Linked DNA regions of Homo sapiens: region 1 is linked to region 2. A link is a loop called in an ENCODE intact Hi-C map of the cell type or tissue named here. Cell type or tissue: PC-9. All regions are shown on one strand. Each heading gives the region's core, and the rest is flanking DNA. Links, peaks and the distances in the headings are about the cores only.

The links. A loop is a pair of places that touch in the nucleus more often than their neighbours do. Peaks named below come from ENCODE experiments on the same cell type or tissue, not always from the same donor. Only the 100,000 strongest peaks of a DNase experiment are listed, where the experiment ranks them.
Region 1: it touches region 2 in a loop (2.3-fold over the local background); 3 of 110 quality-filtered maps call a loop at or near these places.

What each region holds. Positions count from the first base shown.
Region 1 is chr16:9,075,191-9,084,436 of GRCh38, forward strand. No RefSeq gene overlaps it. Among named protein-coding and RNA genes, the nearest start is that of HAPSTR1, 12 kb to the right of the region's middle. RefSeq lists an enhancer at 1,969-2,058. In PC-9, for the core only: no CTCF peak of the experiment used is centred there; DNase peaks (open chromatin) are centred at 1,401, 2,271 and 4,001; H3K27ac peaks cover 2,893 bases.
Region 2 is chr16:9,119,289-9,128,534 of GRCh38, forward strand. It overlaps HAPSTR1 (HUWE1 associated protein modifying stress responses), which reads left to right. Exons shown (of 4, transcript NM_014117.3): 4 at 1-2,347. Among named protein-coding and RNA genes, the nearest start is that of HAPSTR1, 32 kb to the left of the region's middle. RefSeq lists enhancers at 4,201-4,716, 7,750-8,949, 8,324-8,618, 8,599-8,708, 8,779-8,858 and a silencer at 4,624-4,918. In PC-9, for the core only: no CTCF peak of the experiment used is centred there; DNase peaks (open chromatin) are centred at 3,903 and 4,813; H3K27ac peaks cover 7,236 bases.

The sequences.
Region 1 (9,246 bases), core at 851-8,850, 44 kb before region 2:
GGGGATGTTGCTAAACAGCTTAAAGCGCTTAGCCCAGCCCTCAACAACAAATAATTATTTTGGTCCAAAATAGCCATAGTGCTGAGGTTGGGCAACTCTGAACTCCAGGGGACTGCTTAAATAAAGTAGAACATTCTTACAAGGAATAACTATTATGTAGTCATTGAGAAGAATGTGCCTTAAAACTTTTTAACATTTCTATTTATTTATCTATTTGTTTGTTTATTTACAGAGGTGGGATCTTGCTATGTTGCCCAGGCTGGTCTTGAATTCCTAGGCTCAAGCGATCCTCTCACCTTGGCCCCCTGAAGTGTTGGGATTACAGAAACAAGCCTCTGCACCCAGCTAAGACATTTTTAGAACTTAGGGAAATGTTTATGACATGATGTGGGGGATAAAACGGTAAGAGGAGTCTATTCAACATATCACCTGTTTTAATTTTCTCCCTACTTTATATCACTACTTACAATGATCTTGTTTGTTTCCACGTTTACTTATGTATCGTCTGTCTTCCTTCACTAGGGTGAAGGTCCTGGTATACTGTAGGGGAAAATGAAATAGTCGGAGAAGTGAAATAGGGGAGAGTGGAATGACAGGGTAAACCTGATGATAATAAAATCAGTGAAGTGCTGGTAAATGTTTAACAACTGACTGTGCAAAGAAAATCCCTGATTTATAGAGTAGCATTTGCCAATTTCTATGGTGTAAATACTCCCACCATGGCTGATTTCAAGCTACCTTGTGATGTCACTGAAGGAGGAGCAGAATAGAGACATGCACAGCTGCCTATCCAAGCCCATGGGAGCTGGTGCTAGCACAACAGTGGAAATACTTCTGTCAATATAAAAGACTGAAAGGTGGCTGGGGCAGTGGCTCAAGCCTGTAATCCCAGCACGTTGGGAGGCCAAGGCAGGCATATCGCCTGAGGTAGGAGTTCGAGATCAGTCTGGCCAACGTGGAGAAACCCTGTCTCTAATAAAATACAAAAATTAGCTGGGTGTCGTGGCACACACCTGTAATCCCAGCTGAGGCAGGAGAATCGCTTGAACCCGGGAGGCGGAGGTTGCAGTGAGCTGAGATCATGCCACTGCACTCCAGCCTGGGTGACACAGCAAAACTTCGTCTCAAAAAATAAAATAATAAAAGACTGGAAGGAAAACTGCTAAAATTCGAATGGAGAGCAGTGGGATTAGATACATAGTGGAAACCACCGCCGGGTGTGGTGGCCCACGACTGTAAACCCAGCACTTCGGGAGACCCAGGTGGGCAGATAGCCTGAGTGTAGGAGTTTGAGAACAACCTGGCAACATAGCAAGACCTCATCTTTACAGAAAATAAGAAATGAACCAGGCATTGTTTGCATTCCTGTGGTCCCAGCTATGCAGGAGGCTGAAGTGGGAAGATCACATGAGCACGGGAGGTCGAGGCTGCAGTGAGCTGAGATCATGCCACTGCACACCAACCTGGGTGAGACCCTCTCTTAAAAAAGAAAGAAACAAAGTGAAAAATAAGAAAGAAAAAAAAGGAAACCATTGAGTTGGGCAAGGTGACTCATGCCTGTAATCCCAGCACTTTGGGAGGCCAAGACAGGAGGATGGCTTGAGGTGGAAGTTTGAGTCCAGCCTGGGTAACATAGGGAGACCCCACATCTACAGAAAATTAAAACAAAAAATTAGCTGGGTATGGTGGCGCAAGTCTGTCATCCTAGGACTCTGGAGGCTAAGGCAGGAGGATTGCTTGACCCCAGGGGTTCAAGGCTGCAGTGAGCTATGATTGCTCCACTGCACTACAGCCTGGGTGACACAGTGAGACCCTGTCTCAAAAATAAACAAATAAATTAAATTAATTAATTAATTAATGCAGACTCCCAGACCTCCAGAACCAAAGTCTGTATTTGAATACGAGAGCCTGTGTTACTGCTATTTTTGTACACCGGTTGTGGTCAGAGAGTGTAGCTCTATCATATAGATGTCTTGGCTCGTCAAGAAGCTGGTCCTCATGTGATACCTGGGTTGGCCCATGAATCTGAGTCTTTTTGTTTTCAGAGCCATGCCACTTTTAGAACACAGTTTCAGGAAAATTGGGGAACTGTTTAGTCATCAGAAGCAAGAGACCTGAGACACAGTCTATAGGTGGCACCTTCCTCCATGGCACTGTCATCGTGCTGAATGAAGCACATCTCCAGCCCAGGGTCTGCCTCCAATCCAGGCTCAGAGAACCACCCACAGAGTGGCCACAAGTCGGGCAAGGCCACAGGCAGTCTTTCTGAAAATGCATTTAATTGCCTGTGATTCAGCCCTCAGATAGCAGAGTCAGGATGAGCGATCACATTCTTATCCTGAGTACTATCTGATAACCGGCAGCAACTTGCAGCTACTGTTCTAGGCTGAGGACCAGCTTCAGAAGGGACACGAGGCTGTAATGGAGAAAAGGTGCATAAACACAGTGGGTAAAAGCAAGATGAAAGTAAAAATGAGGAACAACCGCAGATCTCAAACTACAAAACATCACATGTATTGAGAAATCTGCAAATTGCCAAGAGCTTGTCGGTTAATAGAGTTAAACTACGTAAAATACTTAAAGAGATTTATCTGAGCCAAATATGAGTGACCATGACCCATAACAGCCCTTAGGAGGTCATGAGAACATGTGCCCAAGGTGGTTGGGCTGCAGCTTGGTTTTATATATTTTAGGGAGGAATGAAACATCCATCAAATACATTTAAGGAATACATTGAGTTGTTCCAGAAAGGTGGGACAATTTGAAGTTGGGGGGGGAGGGGCTTTCAGGCTATAGGTAAATTTAAACATTTTCTGGTTGACAACTGGTTGAGTTTTTGTCTAAGGACTTGGTATCAATAGAAAGGAAATGTTCAGCTTAAGATAAAAGATTGTGGGCTGGGCACGGTGGCTCACGCCTGTAATCCCAGCACTTTGGGAGGCTGCGGCAGGCAGATAACCTGAGGTCAAGAGTTTGAGACCAGTCTGGCCAACATGGTGAAACCCCATCTCTACTAAAAATACAAAAATTAGCCAGGCATGGTTGTGTGCGCCTGTACTCCCAGCTACTTGGAAGACTGAGGAGGGAGAATCGCTTGAACCCGGGAGGCGGAGGTTGCAGTGAGCCGAGATCGAGCCACTGCACTCCAGCCTGGGCAACAAAGTAAGACTCCACCTCAAAGGAAAAAATAAAATAAAATAAAATAAAAACAGATCGTGGAGACCAAGGTTCTTTTCAAGTCTCATAGCAGCTGCCCTTAGAAACAATAGATGACACACGTTTCCTTTTCAGAAACTTTAAAAGGTGCTAGACTCTCACTTACTCTATTCAGAATTGGAGGGGCCTGGAAGGAAAACGTCTAGCTATGTTAATAGGGATTCTTTACAGATGTGAATTTTCCCTCAACAAAGGACTGGTTGCAGGGCCATTTCAAAATGTTACAAAGAAACATGTTTTGGGGGTAAAATATTTTGATTTTCTTCCTTGCATCCTCATGTTATGCCAGAGTCAGGCTGAAAAGTAAGTCAAGACATATATAGGGTTAAATAAAACCCATCTGATGAGAATTTACGGTTTGTAGGGCATGACTCCCCAGACCCCTTAGATAGGAATTTGGGCAAGATAAAAAAAAAATCAGAATTTAGTTCTCAAGCTTTACATATTATAAGGATGAATAAATTGTGTTTAGTTCGTACAGAGACATGACCACAGTTGCTTATATAAACTAGAGGTTTATTTTTCTCTACTTAAAAAAGTCTGGAATTAGGTAGTCCAGGGATGTTGACAAATTCATCACGCACTTCCTCCTTTCTTCTCCACCATTCTTAGCACATGGCTTCCTTTCTTAAGGTTACTTCATGGTCAAAGATGGCTGCTGCAGCCCTCAACGTTTTGCTTGTGTTCCCGGCAGCGGGAAGAAGGAAGTAGCAAGAGCCAGAGGCAAGCTAAGTCATTTCCCTTTAAATAGCTTTCCTGGAAACCCCACCCAATGACTTCCTCTTATTATTTCATCATCCTCCCTTAGCTGCAAGGGAGGCTGGGAAGTGTAGTCCTTAAGATGGGCACATTGCTCACTTGAATAAAATTCAGACTCTGCTAGCAAAGAATAATGGGGGAATGGATATTAGGAAGGGAGCTAGTGGACTCCATTATGCATACATTATCCCATTACATGCTCACTGTTGAGACACCCTTAGGAAAATCTAGTATTTCCTCCATTAGGAAAATCTACTATTCTCCATTAGGTTAAAAATTTAAAGAAAAAAACTAAATTAAAAAAAATTTTTAACATTTTTTTTATAGAGGCGGGGGTCTCACCATGTTGCCCAGGCTGGTCTTTAACTCTTGGGCTCAAGTGATCCTCCCACCTTGGCCTCCCAAAGCAGTGGGATTATAGGCATGAGCCATCACGTCTGGCCTACTTAGCACTTCCGGGTAAAAGTTTTTCTGTTTCATAGAGAAGAGACTGGCAGTATTTGCTATTGCTTTTTTAAGACAGGTAGAATTTGCTTGCCCAAGGTAAGGTGCATTTCATAACAAGGGGAGGAGAACATATAAGCCTTTTGATTTCTGTTAAAAAAAAGCTCTTTATTTAAAATTTAATTTTGTTTGCTATCTGCGCTTTTATTCAAAAGAAGAGTTTAGGGCCCGGCATGGTGGCTCACACCTGTAATCCCAGCACTTTGGGAGGCCAAGGTCGGAGGATTGCTTGAACCTAGGAGTTGGAGACCAGGCTTGGGCAACACAGTGCAGCACCACCTCTATAAAATAAAAAAACGTCGGGCCAGGCACAGTGGCTCATGCCTGTAATCCCAGGGCAGAGTACCTGAGGTCAGGAGCTCGAGACCAGCCTAGCCAACATGGCGAAAACCCATCTCTATTAAAAGTACAAAAAAATTAGCCGGCCATGGTGGTGTGTGCCTGCAATCCCAGCCACTCGGGAGGCTGAGGCAGGAGAATCGCTTGAACCCGGGAGGCGGAGGTTGCAGTGAGCTGAGATCGTGCCACTGCACTCCAGCCTGAGCAACACAGCGGGACTCTGTCTCAAAAAAATTAAATAAATAAATAAATAAATAAATAAAACATTAAAAAGTCATAAAAATAAATAAAACAAGACTTTAGAAAGAAACAAGTACGATCAGAAGAACAAATGAAGTGAGTTGTGACTGGATTCAATTATGAGCTTGCCATTTCTGCCCTAGGGGAGATATTCAAAAAGGGGCCCTAGGATGGGCTCGGTAGCTCATGCCTGTAATCCCAGCACTTTGGGAGGCCGAGGCGGGCAGATCACCTGAGGTCAGGAGTTGGAGACCAGCCTGACCAACATGGAGAAACCCCGTCTCTACTAAAAATCTCCCGGCTCATTGCAACTTCCGCCTCCCGGGTTCAAGCAAACCTCCTGCGAAAGCCAACCGAGTAGCTGGGATTACAGGCATGCGCCACCATGCCTGGCTAATTTTGTATTTTTAGTAGAGACGGGGTTTTACCATGTTGGTCAGGCTGGTCTCGAACTCCTGACCTCAGGTAATCCACCTGCCTTGGCCTCTCAAAGTGCTGGGATTACAGGTGTGAGCCACCATGCCTAGCCAGGTTACCCAATTCTATGACATTCCTACCTTCAAAAGGTAGATCCTGGCCCGGGTGCAGTGGCTTAAGGCTGTAATCCCAGCACTTTGGAAGGCCGAGGATGGTGGATCACTGGAAGTTTAGGAGTTCGAGACCAACCTGGCCAACATGGAGAAACCCCATCTCTACTAAAAATACAAATATTAGCTGGGCATGGTGATGGGTGCCTATAATCCCAGTTAGGAGGCTAAGGCAGGGAGAATTGCTTGAACCTGGGAGGCAGAGGTTGCAGTGAGCCAGGATTGTGCCACTGCACTCCAGCCTGGGCGACAGAGTGAGGCTCCGTCTCAAAAAGAAAAAAAAAAGAAAAGATATTTGATCCTCAATGTGGCAGTGTTGGGAGGTGGAGCCAAATAAGAGATGTTGGGTTATTGAGTCAGATCCCTCATGAATGGCTTGGTGCTGTTTCTGCAGTAGTGAGAACTGAATTGATTTCCGTGGGACTGGATTAGTCCCTCTGAGAGTGGTTTGTTATAAAGCCAGGAAGCCTCTTAGGTTTTCCTCTCTTCACATATGTCCACTTCCCTTTTGACTTTCTCTGCCATGTTGTGACACAGCACAGAAGCCCTCCCCAGAGGTCAGGGCCATGCCCTTGGCCTTCTCAGCTTGTAGGACCATGAGCTAAATAACTGTTTTTCTTTACACATTGCCAAGTCTGAGGTATTTTTTTATAGCAATACAAAATGGACTAAGACAATTACTAAATATTATCTGAGAGGAAATAAATGGAGATACTTCCTGGCTGGTTTCTGTCTCTGAGTTTCTTGAAGTTTCTCATTTGTAATTAAAATAATCAAGGGCCAGGCGCGGTGGCTCCCGCCTGTAATCCCAGCACTTTGGGAGGCCAAGGAGGGCGGGTAACTTGAGGTCGGGAGTTTGAGACCGGCCTGGCCAACATGGTGAAACACTGTCTCTACTAAAAATACAAAAAAAATGTAGCCAGGCATGGTGGCGCATGCTTGTAATCCCAGCTACTTGGGAGGCTGAGGCGACAGGACTGCTTAACCCAGGAGGCGAAGGTTTCAGTGAGCCAAGATTGCTGCTACTGTACTCCAGCCTGGGTGACAGAGCAAGACTCTGTCTCATAAACAAAACAAAACAAAACAAATAATATAAAATAAAATAAAATAATCAAAAGCATGGTCTAGGCTAGAGAAAAAAAGTCAGACTTGATTCGGGCACGTCTGAAACCAGCCTTAACAACCCCATGATGTGTTTATCACATGGGTACTGCACTTGGTAGGCAGCCAACAAACCAGAGGTCTTTCAGAAATACAACCCCAGAGCCTCATACCTGGAGATGATTCTGTTCCAGAGCTCTGAATAGGGCCCAGAGACCCCAATTTTTTTTTTTTTTTTTGAGACAGAGTCTCACTTTGTCGTCCAGGCAGGAGTGCAGTGGCGTGACCTCGGCTCACCGCAACCTCTGTCTCCCGGGTTCAAGTGATTCTCCTGCCTCAGCCTCCCAAGTAGCTGGGACTATAGGTGTGCATCACCATGCCCGGCTAATTTTTGTATTTTTTAGTAGAGCCGGGGTTTCACCATGTTGGCCAGGCTGGTCTTGAACTCCTGACCTCAGGTGATCCACTTGCCTCGGCCTCCCAAAATGTTGGGATTACAGGCGTGAGCCACCGTGCCCGGCCCAGCTGTGGGGTTTTGCATGAGTTATCTACCCCCTCTAAGCCTCAGTCTCCTCACCTACAAATGGTGACAATTGACAGTAACTGTGCCACTAGGCAGGTGTGAAGAAAAATGAGATAATGCGTATGGATCATGGTTTCTCACCCTCAGCACTGGTGATGCATTGGACCAGATAATTCTTTGTTGTGGAGGGCTGTTACGCACATTGTTGAATGTTTAGCAGCCTTCCTGGCTTCTACCCACTAGATGTGGCAGCAACCCCCAACCCCCAAGTTATGGCAATCAAAATGTCTCCAGACATTCTTTTTTTTTTTGAGACGGAGTTTCACTCTTGTTGCTCAGGCTGGAGTGCAATGGCGCAATATCGGCTCACCACAACCTCCACCTCCCAGGTTCAAGCAATTCCCCTGCCTCAGCCTCCTAAGTAGCTGGGATTACAGGCGTGTGCCACCATGCCGGGCTAATTTTGGATTTTTAGTAGAGATGGGGTTTCTCCATGTTGGTCAGGCTGGTCTCGAACTCCTGACCTCAGGTGATCCATCCGCCTCGGCCTCCCAAAGTGCTGGGATTACAGGCGTGAACCACCATACCTGGCCCTCCAGACATTCTTTACCAAATGCCCCCTGAGGGAGCAAAGTTGCACTCAGTTGAAAACCCCTGATATAGATGACCTAATTCTGTGCAAGGTGCTTAGTTAGTATTCAATAAACGATAATCGTGTTCATTTTTCCTCTCTTTGGATTGCAATAATATAATATTTCGAAAATACTTTCCTAGACATTCTTTTTTAAAAAAAGTTACTTGCATTTAAAAAAAAAATTAACTTGGCTCGGCGTGGTGGCTCACGCCTGTAATCCCAGCAGTTTGGGAGGCCGAGGCGGGTGGATCAAGAGGTCAAGAGACGGAGACCATCCTGGCCAACATGGTGAAACACCGTCTCTACTAAAAATACAAAAATTAGCTGGGCTTGGTGGCGAGCACCTGTAGTCCCAGCTATTCGGGAAGCTGAGGCAGGAGAATCGCTTTAACTAGGGAGGTGGAGGTTGCAGTGAGCCAAGATCGTGCCACTGCACTCCAGCCCTGGTGACAGAGCGAGACTCTGTCTCAAAAAAAAAAATTTTTTTAACTTTTTTTTTTTTTTTTTTGAGACAGAGTCTCACTCTGCCACTGAGCCTGGAGTGCAGCAGTGGTGTGATCTCCACTCACCGCAATCTCTGCTTGCTGGGCTCAAGTGATTCTCATGCCTCAGCCTCCTGAGTAGCTGGGACTACAAGTGTGTGCCACCACGCTTGGCTCATTTTTGTGTTTTTAGTAGAGATGGGGTTTCACCACGTTTGTCAGGCTGGTCTTGAACTCCTGGCCTCAAGTCGTCCATCCTCCTCAGTCTCCCAAAGTGCTGGAATTACAGGTGTGAGGCACTGCACCCGGCTCATACATTTTTTGAAATGTATGTGGAATAGTTAATTTCATGTTATGTGCATTTTACCTCAATTTAAAAAACTGTGATGATAAGCAGCATAAGACAAAATAGATAAATTGTACTGCATGAAAATTGAAAACATTTTGTGCTTCGAAGGACAGCATCAATACAGTGAAAACGCAATTCGCAGAATGGGAGAATGTATTTGCAAATCATTTATCTGATAAGAGACTATTATGTAGAATACATAAAAACTCTGACAACTCTATAACAAAAAGACAACCCAATTAAAAATGAGTGAAATACATGAATAGACATTTCGTTGTTTTTTTTTTTTTTTTTTTTTGAGACAGAGTCTTGCACTGTCGCCCAGGCTGGAGTGTAGTGGCACAATCTTGGCTCACTGCAACCTCTATCTCCTGGGTTCAAGTGATTCTCTTGCCTCAGCCTCCTTAGTAGCTGCGATGACAGGCACGTGCCACGACCCCCAGCTATTTTTTGTATTTTTTAGTAGAGATGGGGTTTCAACATGTTGGCCAGGCTGGTCTCAAACTCCTGAC
Region 2 (9,246 bases), core at 404-8,403:
ATGCAAAACAAATCATGGAAGATTGCATACCTGTGTGGTATTTTAAAAACAAGTTGACTTTTTCAGTTTCTTGAACGGTTAAGGGTGGATTTAAAAACTAGACAGTTTAGTTTTGGGGAACAGAAGCTCTCTTCGTCTTAAGCCAGATTCTCTGATTCTTTTAGACGTCATAGCTCCTTAGTTCTGCTCCTGTCGCCCTAACTTGGCATGGGCAAGTTGAAGTTCATCCTTAGACTGCAGCGTTCTGAGCATGGCTGAAGTATTAAAATGTTTAATATTTTTTAGAGCAAAATTGTTGGAAAGCATTTGGCTGAATCTAAAGACCTGCAGTCAGATTCTTCAATGTGGTTTACCCAACTGGAGTAGTGATAAACACCTTAATCATAAAATGAATAAAAACAAAAAAACCATGGGGCTTGTCTGCAGTTTTGTTTTGGTCATCACATCTGAATAACTTTTTGATGCAATCAAATGAAGTTTAGGCTTTTAAAAAAGAATTAGCTTTCTAAATGTTTTTTTCTAAGGGCTACTGGAACTCATTAAACTCGAATAATTGTGGCTTTGGGCCTGAAGATTTCCATTCAACAGTGAAAACTGGCTAACTTCCTTTATAGTGAGAGGGATGGCCAACATCCAACCCAGAGGGCTAGTCAGCCTCAGAGGCCAGTGCAAGACGCCAAGAGATGATTTTGAAATGGGGCCATAAGTTTAGAAAATTATGAACAGAATGATTGAGTTTTTGGCCTGGCTACTACCTCTAGTGGTGACTACGTCAGCAGATTAATCTCATTGCATTTTACTTTATGTAGTATGTTGTAACCTGGTGCTTCATTCATTAGATTGGTGACTGAGGTATTTAGTCATGGTGAGGATGGGAATCTTCAGAGATACATTCTGGATTTGTGGAATAAAGTGACTAGAAAGGTTCTTCCAGAGCAACCCCTTGTTTAAAGTTATAAGTGTTTATGGTACCTGCTACCCCTTCTGGAAAGTTGTCGGCTTTGATGGTTTAGATGACCTTACCCCATAAGGCCAGCTTCTAGCCTCCCTTTGGAATATTTGAGGTGTGTGATGTTTTAGTGGGGGCAGCATTTGAGAGACGAGCAGGCCCGAGCACCCAGGCTGGCTGTCAGACCGTGTGTTGTGCTGTTGGGTTTGATGGGATGAGATATCCAGGGTTTTACTTCCTATAATGGGATCTGCAGGCTCCTTGTGAAGTTCAGTTAGACAGTAGCCTGTGACGTAGCAAGTCAAGTTTTCGATGGCCCCTCATTTTTTTTTTATTTAGTGCTTAAAAAAAAGATTTAAAACAGCAAAAATCAAGCCACACAGCAGCTTATAGTATATACAGGTCTTTTATACATTAGAAGTAATATGGTGAAATCTTTTTTTTTTTTTTTTTTTTTTGTGATGGAGTTTCACTCTCTCACCCAGGCTGGAGTGCAGTGGCACGATCTTGGCTCACCACAACCTCTGCCTCCTGGGTTCAAGCAATTTTCATGCCTCAGCCTCCCGAGTAGCTGGTATTACAGGTGCCTGCCACCACACCTGGCTATTTTTTGTATTTTTGTTAGATACGGGGTTTCAAATATGGTGAAATCTTGTGACAGAATAGTATTCCCTTGTACAGATAAGCCTTGATGCAGGTTACAGATTTTTTATAATTAGTAATGCAGCAGTGGAGTGTTTTCTTTTTCTTGTTTTTTGAGATGGAGTCTCTGTCGCTGGAGTGCGGTGGTGCGATCCCAGCTCACCGCAATCTCTGCCTCCCGGGTTCAAGCGATTCTCCTGCCTATAACTACAGGTGTGCGCCACCACGCCCAGCTAATTTAATTTTGAATTTTTAGTAGAGACGGGATTTCACCATGTTGGCCAGGCCAGTCTTGAATTCCTGACCTTAAGTGATCTGCCCGCCTTGGCCTCCCCAAGTGCTGGGATTACAGGCATGAGACACTGCGCCTGGCCTATGTTTTAAGTTTCTCTATGACAAATTTCTGTAGATGAACTATCTGGGTCAAAAAAATTCATCTATAAAATACTGATGGGTCTTGCCAAAGTACCTTCTGCAAGGTACCAGTTAATACTTCCATCAGAAAGTAAGAGCGCCTGTTCCCTTACATCGTAGCCAGTGTTGGGTATTTATACTTCCTTTGGCAGAAGTGACCTTTCAGTTTTAATCTGTTTTTTACCTGCTCGTATGAAGGAAGACTTTTTGCTTGATATCACGTGGGTTTGAATGCTGACTCTACTACCAGGTCTGGGAACCTAGGTAAGTTTGCCTCTCTGGGCTGTTTTCTCATCTGTGAAATAAATAGAAAACATAGAAAAATAAATTAAAAAATGTGAATGTTAGTGACTTGTGTTCCTTGGAAGTTGGATACATTTACATCTCCATTTATAATTCTCCCATCAGCAGAGCCCTGGAGAACTCTGGAATGTGGCTGATAGCTTATCTTAACATGCCATTGAAAAATTAGCCCTTTTTGGCTAGGCGTGGTGGCTCACGCCTGTAATCCCAGCACTGGGAGGCCAAGGCGGGCAGATCACGAGGTCACAAGAGATTGAGACCATCCTGGCCAACATGGTGAAACCCCATCTCTACTAAAAATACAAAAATTAGCTGGGCGTGGTGGTACGCACCTGTAGTCCCAGCTACTTGGGAGGCTGAGACAGGAGAATCACTTGAATCCGGGAGGTGGAGAGGTTGCGGTGAGCAAAGATTGCACCACTGCACTCCAGCCTGGCGACAGAGCAAGACTCCGTCTAAAAAAAAGAAAAAGAAAAATTAGCCCTTTCTTTTTTCTTTGAGACAGGGTTTTACTCTCTTGCCTAGGCTGGAGTGCTTTGGTGCGATCATAGCTCACTGCAGCCTCGATAGGTAACACACTAAGTGGTGAGTTTTCAGGGAAGGGGCTTGTTCACATGTAAGAGAGATTTTAATTTTTCAAACTGAAGTTGAATGCCCTCCTAGGAGATGCCACAGGCCGGCAAGTACAGGCTGCCTCACTTCACTAGTACTTAACCCTCAAGCAGGGAAGCTACTCCCCTTTAGCCCAAGTAGAGGGAGTATGGGGTGCTGGTGTGGTTGCTGTGCACGGCCGCTGTTGGGGAGGGCCGTAGCATTTGCTTGTGTTTTAGGCCTGGTGGGCGTGTTCTCTGAGTTGCTGCTGGAAGTGTTGGGGCTCTCATCACTTAGTGGAATTGCCTTTGGGAGCTTCAGAAGGCCTGTGGTTTTCTGCAGCTTCAGCAACAAGGAGGGCTCAGCTGGCTGACAAGAGTTTTGTAGCTTGACCCTGGAAGAAGGGTTTGGGGGTGCCTGGGGCAGCCAGCTACCACTGGGCTGCTTTTGGCACCGGTGGGTCCAGTGGGCTCAACACTCAGAACTATTTGCTTGTGGACTCATAATCTGAATGCCCTCTATAAACCCACCAAGGTATGTGCCACTATAACTTAGAGCTTTAAGGAAGGATTCTAAGACCATTCATACCTCTTCCTCAGGAGTGGCGGTGCCAGGGCTGAAGTTCCCTGGGGAAAAGGGGATCACCTGCTAAACTGTCCTTGAGTGTAGTGGGCAGGAGCTTAATCACTCCCAAACTCTTTTCCCCATGGTGAGTCTCAAGATCACCATGGCCATGTTGATTTCAAGGTGTATGTAGAAATTTGTAACTACCAAGAAGTTCTTATTTGCTGTTTGGGGTCTCTTAGGTTAATGTGAATGTTGTATAGAACTGTGTTTGCGTACACAATTGCATTGGGCACAGGAAGGCTCGCCTCTTGCCCATCCTCAGTGTTTCTCAGACATACTGGACTATGATCTGTGGTAAGAAATACCTCTCCCATCAAGATCTTTTACCCAGCCACACCTTTTGTGAATGAACACACAGAACTGATGAAACAGGTCTCAGCAGTTCTTAGCTTTTTATGTCAAATGCACTTTATAGCTTCTTGCTGTTTCACTGAACAGGATGTTGTATGTGACCAACTGTGTTGATTTCACAGCCAGCTTGAAAACCTGGGCTCTCTGGACCTCAGCATGCAGCACAGGGTAGGTATAGACATTTCTTGAATGAGTTCATAAAAGGTGGCTTGAAGTTTTCTAGGTTTTCACAAGGAACTCCCTATTTTTCCTCTTCCTGGGCCTTAGGTCTGTCAAGAACTAGGGTGGTGGTGAAGAGAAGGACTTTGGGGTCAGTAGGGTGTAGGTGACAGTCCCACTGGCGGCCTGCCTCCCGGGCCCCTCCCTCAAGGTTATGGTGTGGAGGATGCCTAGCACCATGCCTGGTGCGAAGTGAGGACTCAGATGTTAGCCTTTAAATGTGCTTGTCGTGGCATGGCTGGATAAGATTCCCTTCTCAGAGTCCGAGGGCTCGCTTCTGGGTTCTGCACTGGCCTCCAGCCTCAGTTTCCCCCGTCTCCTCTTTGCTCTCTAGTTTTGTGTTTCTCATCCTTCCTTCATGTTAGAATCTGCCACTGGGCATGTGGTACCCCAGAAGAACTAGATGGGACTCTGGGGTGGGGCCCAGGCACCAAGATTTTCCATGCTTCAGCAGAATGTACCTTTGGCACATTCCGCAGAGGGAATGTTGCTTTTGCTCCTTTGCAGATTGTTAACTGGGTGGGTGGCTAGTGGCACTGGGCTCCTTGGGGCCAGCCCTGCGGCTGAGGACAGATGGGGCTGTCAGAGGACTCAGCCCCTACTCTTGGGCCGCCTGCCACCCACCCTCAGTCCCTTGGGCTTTGGGGAAGTCAGCACAGTCAGTGCGTTCCTCTGGGCCAGGGTGTTTGACTGGCTTGGTAGGAGGAAGTTGGCACCCACAGGGCCCAGGGCGTGGTGAGTCATGGCTCACCAGGGATGACCCAGCAGGTGTGCCTTGGCGACAACTCCCTGAAGCTGGAAGCTGGTGGGGCTTTGTCTTCTGGAGGGAGGTTTAATTTACAGATTTCTGGATTCCCCACCTGGACACACATGCTGAATCCAAAGGTCTGGGTAGGACATGGTATCTCAAAAAAACAAAGCAAATTAAAGAATTAAAAATGGGTTCTGGCCAGGTGTGGTGGCTCACGCCTGTAATCACAGCACTTTGGGAGGCTGAGGCAGGTGGATCACTTGAGGTCAGGAGTTCAAGACCTGTGTCCAACATGGCAAAACCTCATCGCTACTAAAAATACAAAAAAAAAAAAAAGTTCTAAGTCCTACTACTTGTTTATCTCTTTACCTCTGTTTACACTTGGGGTTAGAACTACTTGGGGGAGGGGGGAAATGGTATAGGAAGGTACAGGTGAAGTCTTCTGGAGGGTCTCCTGCTCCCAGATGTCACCTGCAGGTGAGCCTGGAGTCGCCGCAGCCTCTTGCAACTACGAGGGAAGCTGGACCAAGGTCAAGGCAGTTGGATGCGGCAGAAAGTGAAAAGACCCTTGATCCTCGAGCAGTATGTCAGCCATCCTATTAATTGGAATCCTGTGATGTGCAGCAGCTTTCTGCCCGTATTCCTATAGACCCCAAATCTACCCACCTGGCCAGGAGCTACTGGTGATAACGTTACAAAATACCTGTCTGGGGAGTATACCGTATTCCTAGAAAACCATATACCAAACGGGTCTTATACACACCACTTCTTTCCCTGTTCAAGTAGATGGGAGCCTTGTTACCAGTCTATGCAGAACTACATCTTTTGTTATGTAAAGGATATTGCAGTGAAAAAGCTAAGGATTACCGAGTGCTTAATGCCTTTGCCAACCCCATCGGGCAGGTTCTGATATCTCCATTCACGCGATGAGACGGTCTGTGTGACCCAACGGCGCCCCTACGTGGCCCCAGGCTGGATACTGATTGGACCCCTGCCTTGTGCCCTGGGGACACCCAGCAGACCCTTGGGAAGCCCTCACAGGCTGTGATGGCAGCTGTGCCCTGAGCTTCCAGGTGCAGCCTGCCTGTTGGTTCAAAGGCTGTGTCACTAGCCCATCTTGGCAAGTTCTTTAGCTACTCTGCCTTGGTTTCCGCATCCATAAAGAGGATGATAAGGTTGTGAGGATGAAATGAGGTGTTTCCTAAAACACTTCAGAAGGGTACCTGGCACTCGACAAGTTTTTAATCCTGGCACTGTGGCCACAAGATGGCATTCTCTCTCCATTTCTCCACTGGTGACTTGGAGCAGTTGGGCAATTGTGAACCATCCCGAGATGAGAAGAGGTCATTCCCAGGTGAGAAGAGGGGCTCTGGAGGAGGAGGGGGTTCACTGAGGTCGGCAGGAAGCTTGGTGGACAGTCACCAGGAATGGCCTAGGTGATACTCATTCCTTGGCTCGTCACAGACCCAGCTGAAAGGAACTGTTTCTGCACTGTTGTCAACCTTAACCCACGCGCAGAACGACAGGGTGGGCTCTTGCGAAGCTGTTGTGACCTGACATCGGGACACTGATGCAGCCCAGTGCAATCCCATGTTAAACCAACTTGCCCAGCTTGGCTTCTGGAGCCTTCACTGGGCCTTTGCGCCAGCTGCTGAAGCCTGGGCAGCCGGCACGTCCCGAGGACGTGGTTGCTGTCCTTGCATAGGCTGCTGGGGGAGCCGACTGGGATGGGGGTGGAGTATTTCCAAGCCCCGGGTGGCTGAGATGGGCCTTCTGAGCCTGGGGAGGGCCAGGGCTCTCAGTGGGTCCAGCAATTGAGATTTCCCTTCCTTCTGAGGTGTGACCTAGCAGGGCCTGGTCTGCCCAATGGAACCTTCTCCAGAGGCCTCCCTTGTTAACATTCACTTCAGCTGCAAGTTTGACAACTACTGTGGTTTACATCTCCCAGGACGTCCTTCTGCCCATTCTTTGGAAAGGCCATCCCCCTTATTCTGGCTCATCTGTCGTGTCCTCCCGGGCATGTCTTCACCCTCTCCTCCTGTGTGAGTCTCTGGGCCCCTTGTTTCTCATTCTGCCTTGTGATGATTTTCCTTGCTGGTTTCCTGGTGTTTTGGGTCTGCTATTGCTGTAGGGCAGGGTCTGCATGTGTGTATTCACTGTTGCCCTGGCACTGAATAGACACCAGTACGCAGTTGAATGAGGGGATTCCCAGCTTACAGATGAGAGGGCTGAGGCACTGAAAGGTCTGGGGGGTGCGCAGATCTCTCTGGCTTCTGTCCTGTCTGAAAGGTTTGGGGGGTGCGCAGATCTCGCTGGCTTCTGTCCTGTCTGAAAGGTTTGGGGGGTGCGCAGAGCTCTCTGGCTTCTGTCCTGTCTGAAAGGTTTGGGGGGTGCGCAGATCTGTCTGGCTTCTGTCCTGTCTGAAAGGTTTGGGGGGTGCGCAGATCTCGCTGGCTTCTGTCCTGTCTGAAAGGTTTGGGGGGTGGGCAGATCTGTCTGGCTTCTGTCCTGTCTGAAAGGTTTGGGGGGTGCTCAGATCTGTCTGGCTTCTGTCCTGTCTGAAAGGTTTGGGGGGTGGGCAGATCTGTCTGGCTTCTGTCCTGTCTGAAAGGTACTCATGAGCATTTCTTGTCAAGCCCAAGCTTGGGTTCAAAATCAGGAGGGGATTGGGGAGTGTGGGCTGGTAGGAACTTGGGCAGATAACTTAATCTGAGCCTCAGTTTTCTCATCTGTGAAGGTGGGCGTGACAAAGCTAACTCACAGGACTGCGAGCACATCAAACATTTGGTTGGTTCTTAGTGTGCTTTCAACAACCTCTTTTTTTTTTTGAGACAAAGTCTCACTGTTGCCCAGGCTGGAGTGCACTGGCATAATCTCAGCTCACTGCAACCTCTGCCTCCTGGGCACAAGCGATTCTCCTGCCTCAGCCCTCCAAGTAGGTGGGATTACAGGTGACGGGTGTGCCCCACCACACCCAGCTAATTTTTATTTAGCAGGCTGGAGTGCAGTGGTGCGATCTCAGTTCACTGCAACCTCCGCCTCCTGGGTTCAAGCGATTCTCCTACCTCAGCCTCCAGAGTAGCTGGGATTATAGGTGCACGCCACCACGCCCATCTGATTTTTTTTTTTTTTTGTATTTTTAGTAGAGATGGGGTTTCACCATGTTGGCCAGGCTGGTCTCGAACTCCTGACCTCGGGTGATCCACCCACCTTGGCCTCCCAAAATGCTGGGATTACAGATGTGAGCCACTGCACCTGGCCCTAATTTTTGTATTTTTTAGTAGAGACGGGGTTTCACCGTGTTGGCCAGGCTGGTCTTGAACTCCTGACCTCAGGTGATCCACCTGCCTTGGCCTCCCAAAGTGCTGGGATTACAGGTGTGAGCCACCGTGCCTGGCCAACAACCTCTTGTTTTAAGGGCCTGGCTTTGCCCGGTCAGTGACCCAAAGATGCCCGTGAAAGCTGTTTGACCCTGGTTGACTCAGATGAACCTGGGCTGAGTTAGAGACCTTCCCCTCAGTCACACACCATTCAATGATGTCAGCAAATGCTGAAATAATCTTTCCCCACCCACAGAGCCATGCACCTACAAAGGCCTGACCCCCACGGGGGCATCTGAGGTCAGCCTCGAGCCCCCTAAGGCTGGGAACCCTGTATTTTCCTGTGGTGACTCACTTCCTGTTGGGGCCTTGGTTTTTGAAAGACAGAAACAGCTCAGAGTCTGCTCCATGGAAATGGCTGGGCCTGCCCACCAGACCCTTAAAGCGACAGTTTTCCCACGGCAGGGCTTGTCCTGGGAGGTCCCTGGTGGCGAATGGGGTGCTGACAAACGGGCCCAGAACTTCTTGAGTCAGGATTTGAAGCGAGGGGGGTCTGCTGCCAGATTCCACAGCTCAGACACGTCCTCTTTTCCCCACCCGGATTTTCAGTTCCCCTGAGGAACCACCTCTCCGTCTCCGAGTGCCCAGTCTGGTTCACTGAGCCATTTGTGCCCAGAAGGACCTGTAGTGCTGGGCATTTACTTGCTAACCTTGTTTAACTCACTGCCCTGTCTGGGCTCCGCTGCCTTTTGTCTCAAACTGGGTGATAAAACCCCAAGTTAATTGTGAAAATGCATCCTGTTTGCTTGGGGTGGTGCATTCAGATGCTGGCAGCCTGAGACCACAGCGATTCGCAGAGTGCACATCTGTTTAAGGACACTTGAACCTGTGTATTTAAAAACAGACCAGGTTGACCCACCAAGCACATCTGTGGACAGGGCTGTCTTTGGCTTCTCTTGGGTCAGGACACCTGGGAAAATGGGCAGGTACGCTTCCATGCTCCTTCGGAAACAGCTCTCTGGGCCTCACTATCCCCATCTCTAAAATGGGCTCCCTCGCCTGTCCTGGATCTGGGGTTC